Linked DNA regions of Homo sapiens: region 1 is linked to region 2. A link is an interaction called in ENCODE POLR2A ChIA-PET data of the cell type or tissue named here. Cell type or tissue: GM12878. All regions are shown on one strand.

What was found. Peaks named below come from ENCODE experiments on the same cell type or tissue, not always from the same donor. Only the 100,000 strongest peaks of a DNase experiment are listed, where the experiment ranks them.
Region 1: POLR2A ChIA-PET joins it to region 2 with 9 read pairs; 6 of 35 experiments call an interaction of 5 or more read pairs at or near these places.

Annotation. Positions count from the first base shown.
Region 1 is chr6:149,305,560-149,308,059 of GRCh38, reverse strand. It overlaps a transcript of TAB2 not described here. Among named protein-coding and RNA genes, the nearest start is that of TAB2, 11 kb to the left of the region's middle. In GM12878, no CTCF peak of the experiment used is centred here; no DNase peak of the experiment used is centred here.
Region 2 is chr6:149,139,579-149,142,078 of GRCh38, reverse strand. It overlaps LOC124901426 (a long non-coding RNA gene), which reads right to left and starts at 1,930. Exons shown (of 2, transcript XR_007059807.1): 1 at 1,780-1,930. RefSeq lists an enhancer at 1,354-1,583. In GM12878, no CTCF peak of the experiment used is centred here; DNase peaks (open chromatin) are centred at 1,028 and 1,718; H3K4me3 peaks cover 1,521 bases; H3K27ac peaks cover 2,345 bases.

The DNA.
Region 1 (2,500 bases), 170 kb before region 2:
AAAGAATGTAGATCTATATACATTGACATGAAAAGATGTCATAATATAATATTACAGGAAGGAGGTAGATTTCTTGACATTGTCAAAAATACTATGATCCCATTTTAAAAATGTGGGTGTTTGTCTGAATGTGGGTATGTATAGAAAAAAGTCTGGAAAGATAGATTCTAAAACATAACAGAGTGCTTTGGGGTGGTAAAATTAGGAGAGATCTTTGTTTTATTCTTTGTACCTTTTTGGTGGTATTTTCTGAATTTTTAGCAATGACTAGATTACTAATATGTCAAAATAAAATTATTCAAAATTGTTCCTTAAATATTTCTGAAAAACTCTTTGGGAATAACTTTGGTTTAACCAAAGCCATGATAACTGAAATTTTTATTATTCGGACTCAGGTTTTCACATTCATATTTTTTCCTGTCCTAAGTCAGTAGGGAAACCTTTGTAAATAATAAAATATTTCAAGAATTTGGAACAAAATGACAATCACAGAGTACTGACCTCATTTCCACAACGGTTAAAAGTATTGAAGAAAAAGAAATCTTGAGAGGGCAGCAGACAAAAAAATCTGAGCAGCATTGACCTCTGTGAAATCGGCTCCTTGGCAGGGGTGGGGGTGTGGTGGAACGGAAGATAAATGAGGATTTCACGTCTTCCTTGGTTTGTTATTGGCCTTATTGTTCCCCAAACTTCATAAATTTCCCCAAATAGTAGGCTTTAGGGTGCAAGAGAACTACTCCCCTTGTCCATGTCACTCTTCTCCCATCTTGGTTGAATTTCATCTTATTTGCCTTGTTATCTGGACATAGAGTTCTTGGCTTTGCAACTTGTGCTAAGGTGGCAGAAAAATTTCCCAATTCAACCCAGTCTTTTGTGAGACTCGGGGGCCTAATGCTGACCATATTTGCAACGGAATTGTTCTATGACTCACAACACTACCCATCCATGAACAGACAACAAGGATGTCTCAGCCCCAGATCTTGGGGCTGGAGGAGGGGCAGCCTTTGGGGACTGTGGGGTGATTGTAAGGAATCTGTGATTTCATATAGGTCCCAAGTTTAGAAAACAAAATCGACAAAAAGACAATTACTGTTATGTGGGGGCCAACATTTTGAAACACAGGTTAAAAAGGAGTTCTTATTTTCAAAAGTTTACAAACTACAAATTAAGAAAATAAACTGTATGGTCTTTCCTGTATTTGTATCTCTGTACATGCAGTTTCCCTCTCCCCATCCCCACCCACAACTTTCCTGCCCTGCTGAACCCAGCAGGGGCAGGATGCCCAGCACACAGCAAGTTTTCTTTTTTGAGACGAAGTCTTATTCTGTCGCCCAGGCTGGAGTTCAGTGGTGTGATTTCTGCTCACTGCAACCTCTGCCTCCCGGGTTCAAGCGATTCTCCTGCCTCAGCTTTCCAAGTAGCTGGGACTACAGGGCTGCGCCACTACACCCGGCTAATTTGTGTGTGTGTTTTTTTTTGTTTTTTGTTTTTTTTTTTTTTTTGAGACGGAGTCTTGCTCTGTCGCCTGGGCTGGAGTGCAGTGGCGCGATCTTGGCTCACTGCAAGCTCCGCCTCCTGGTTCACTAGAATGAGGCCATTCTTCTGCCTCAGCCTCCCGAGTAGCTGGGACTACAGGTGCCCGCCACCACACCCTGCTAATTTTTTATATTTTTTATATTTTTTAGTGGAGACGGGGTTTCACCGTGTTAGCCAGGATGGTCTCGATCTCCTGACCTTGTGATCAGCCCACCTCAGCCTCCCAAAGTGCTGGGATTACAGGCGTGAGCCACCGCACCCGGCCAATTTTTGTATTTTTAGTAGAGATGGGGTTTTGCCGTGTTGGCCAGGCTGGTCTCGAACTCTTGACCTCAAGTGACTCTCCTGCCTTGGCCTCCCAAAGTGCTGGGATTACAGGCATGAGCTACCATGCCTGGCCACATAGCAAGTTTTCAACAAGACTGTTTAGTCCAAATTGTATAGCCCTGTATAACAGCCCACCCACTTCTTTCCCTTCATCTTATTTCTCTTAGAACAAAATTCACACATGAATTACAGAAAAAGGGAACCAAACTGATTGTGGTGGTACTTAAAGGTGGGTGAAGGAGAGGCGTTGGTCATCTTCATGTTCCTAGGCCTCATTATTGCTTTACTGACTAGAAGAATTCACAAAATTTTCTAAACATTTCTTTTCCAAAACAAATGTGGAAATGCTTGCTATTGTAAAATGGAAAACCTTATGCATTCTGAAGAACTTTATAATCATAAGTCTGTGTATCTGAATTGGAGGAAAAAATGACATGTGAAGGAAACATTTGTAGACTCCAGTTTCAGCTACTATAGCATTTCTTTAAATAAAAGTGAAAAGAATATTACCTCAGATTTATGAATAACTGCTTTGTCTATGTTACTCTCAAAATCAGCATTTCACCAAAGAACTTTGTGTTCTATTGTTTTTTTTTTTCTTTGAACTACTTTTCTTTCCATGTGATAATGTCAGGAT
Region 2 (2,500 bases):
TGTGGGAAGATTTTTAATTACTGACTTAATTTTGTTAACAGTTATCAAGCCAGTCAGATTTTCTATTATTGCCTGAGTCATTTTTGGTAATTTATATTTTTCTGAGAAGTTGGCTGCTTCATATAATTTTTCAAATTATTTTTATAAACTTATAATATTCTTCTTTTATCTTTATAATTACTGCTACATCTGTGGTTTGGTCCTCTTTTTATCTCAGTCTTAATATTTTTTATTTATAACTTCTCTGTCTTTTCTTGATCAGTTTTGCTGGAAGTTTATCCATTTATTAGTGTTTTTAAAGATATAACTCTTAGCATCTTGATCCTCTTTATAGCTTTTATGTTTCCTATTTTATTAACTTCTTCTCTTGCCTTTATTATTTCTTTTTCCTACTATCTTTGGGTCTATATTGTTTTTCAAAGTTGACTTCTTAAATTGAATGTTTAGTGCAGTCATCTTTAATTTTTATTTCTTAAATATAATCAACATAATGATTATAGAAATTTATAAAATAAGTTGCCTTATCTGTATTGCTTTTTTTTCCCTCTACTAGTTTGGAAGTTATGCAGTTTATTTCTAGTCTTTTAGTGTATCCCTAGAATTTTTTCATGTATATTTAATCAATGTGTCTAATGTTAGTGAATATTTTATTCTCTTGAATAATCTAAATATATCCATATGCTTTTCCTTCAATTACCTCTCAATCAATTTACATGCTATTATTGTCAGCAGGTAAGAACTATATTTAACTCAGTCTGGTTTTTATTTTCTCATCTCCATAAATTAGACATTGTTATCTCTAAGTTACTCCATGATTAAAAAAAAGTCATCACCATTTTGGGTTCCAAGGTAATTATTGCAAGTCCTAATTATTGCAAGACTTATACTGGCCTTCATTGTCCTAAGGAGTGCAGACTTTTAGTCTAGGCCTGATTTGGAGGATACCAAAACTATTTTAAAAATCAAGTCTGTGAAACTATTGCTGTTTCTGAGAACTGTTTACCTCAGACAAATTTCCCCTTGATTGAGATGATCAAACAACGGCTACTCTCTCACCCTTTCCTGTTTTCATACTCTGACACATACTGTGTTTTCTTTCTAATGAAACAAGTCTGGGGAATTTTCTAGTACCCCTAAAAACCTGCTTTTAAAAATAAAGTTCATGAAATATTTCCCCTCTTACTGGGATTCCACTGATTTCCACTGGTTCCCTTTCCTTTCCTTGCACCTGAAGCCTTGGGTCTTTACTGGCAAATAAAGTATTTGGGTAAGGCATGAGATATTTAATATGTGAAAACAAAAAGCCTCAGTAAATAGTGGAGATGTGGGCTTTACTTGTCAGAGTGCATTCCATGTGTTTCCTGAGTAAACGTTTCAGAAAAACCCTTAAAGACAACAGACTCTAATCAGGCCAGCACAGCACACACACACAAAAAGTCCAAGTGAAAGCGTAAGATAAGAGAGAATTATGACTATTCTCTCTAAAAAGGAAAGCTCTATTTCTGAAAGTGTAGAGTCAAAACAGTTGAATTCTTCATCCTTACAGTCCTGCTGGGAGTGAAGAACTACCAGATTTCTGACCCGAACAAGAGCAACGACCTGCCTCCAAGCTGTCGGACTCTAAAACTCATGCCCTGATGCAAATGACCCTCTCAATGGATCCCTGGTACACACGTTGGGTTCCTTGATTTTGGTCTCACTCAAAGTTTATTGTGTGTCAAATTTATAAAAAGGGAAAAGCCCGTCTGTGACCAGATGAAGAGACAATGCAAATCTTACCTGGCTATGACGGTGCTGGATCACAGCAGGCCTGCAGGCCCTCAGGGAGGCAACGTAGCTTCCCTGCAGACGTCCTGCGGGTGCTGGGGTGAGAAGACAACAGGCCTTTGGAAGACGTGGCTGCAAAGTCAAGCCACAAAGTGACAATGATGACCTCTGACTGAGAATTAGAAGACTGAAGGGAGAATGTTAAAATGTGGTCAAGATTTTGATTGCAAAATCTACACTCAAAATGATCTTTTAGGTTGTTTTTTTTTTAAATCCATAAAATGGGTTTATCTGAGATAAAGAGACATCTCTTTGTTCAGTATGGGGAAATTTCTTCCATAAATATGCAGTAATAGAGGATGTTTTTCCCTTTGAAGTTTACTGCTTATAGTATTTCTAGATCTCAACTTGTGAACATTACCAATATTGCAACATTTTGCTTCATCACTGAGTGTTTTAAGTTTTACCTCTCATTTCTTGAATGGTTGTAGAGACTGTCAAATGGAAGTCTGGGGCATATCTTTTCTAAACTTGCTTAGAATCCTTCTAGAGCTTATCTTTTTCTTAAGATTGAGGGCTGTCATAGATGAATTTAAATTTCTTTCTATGTTTCCAATAGAAAATTCATGTTTAATTTCTAAATGAATATAAGGTATTCTTTTTGAGAGTAGTTTCATTTTTTTAATCATAATCACTTAAAAATATCTAAGTGTTTTGTGAGGATAGAAACTTT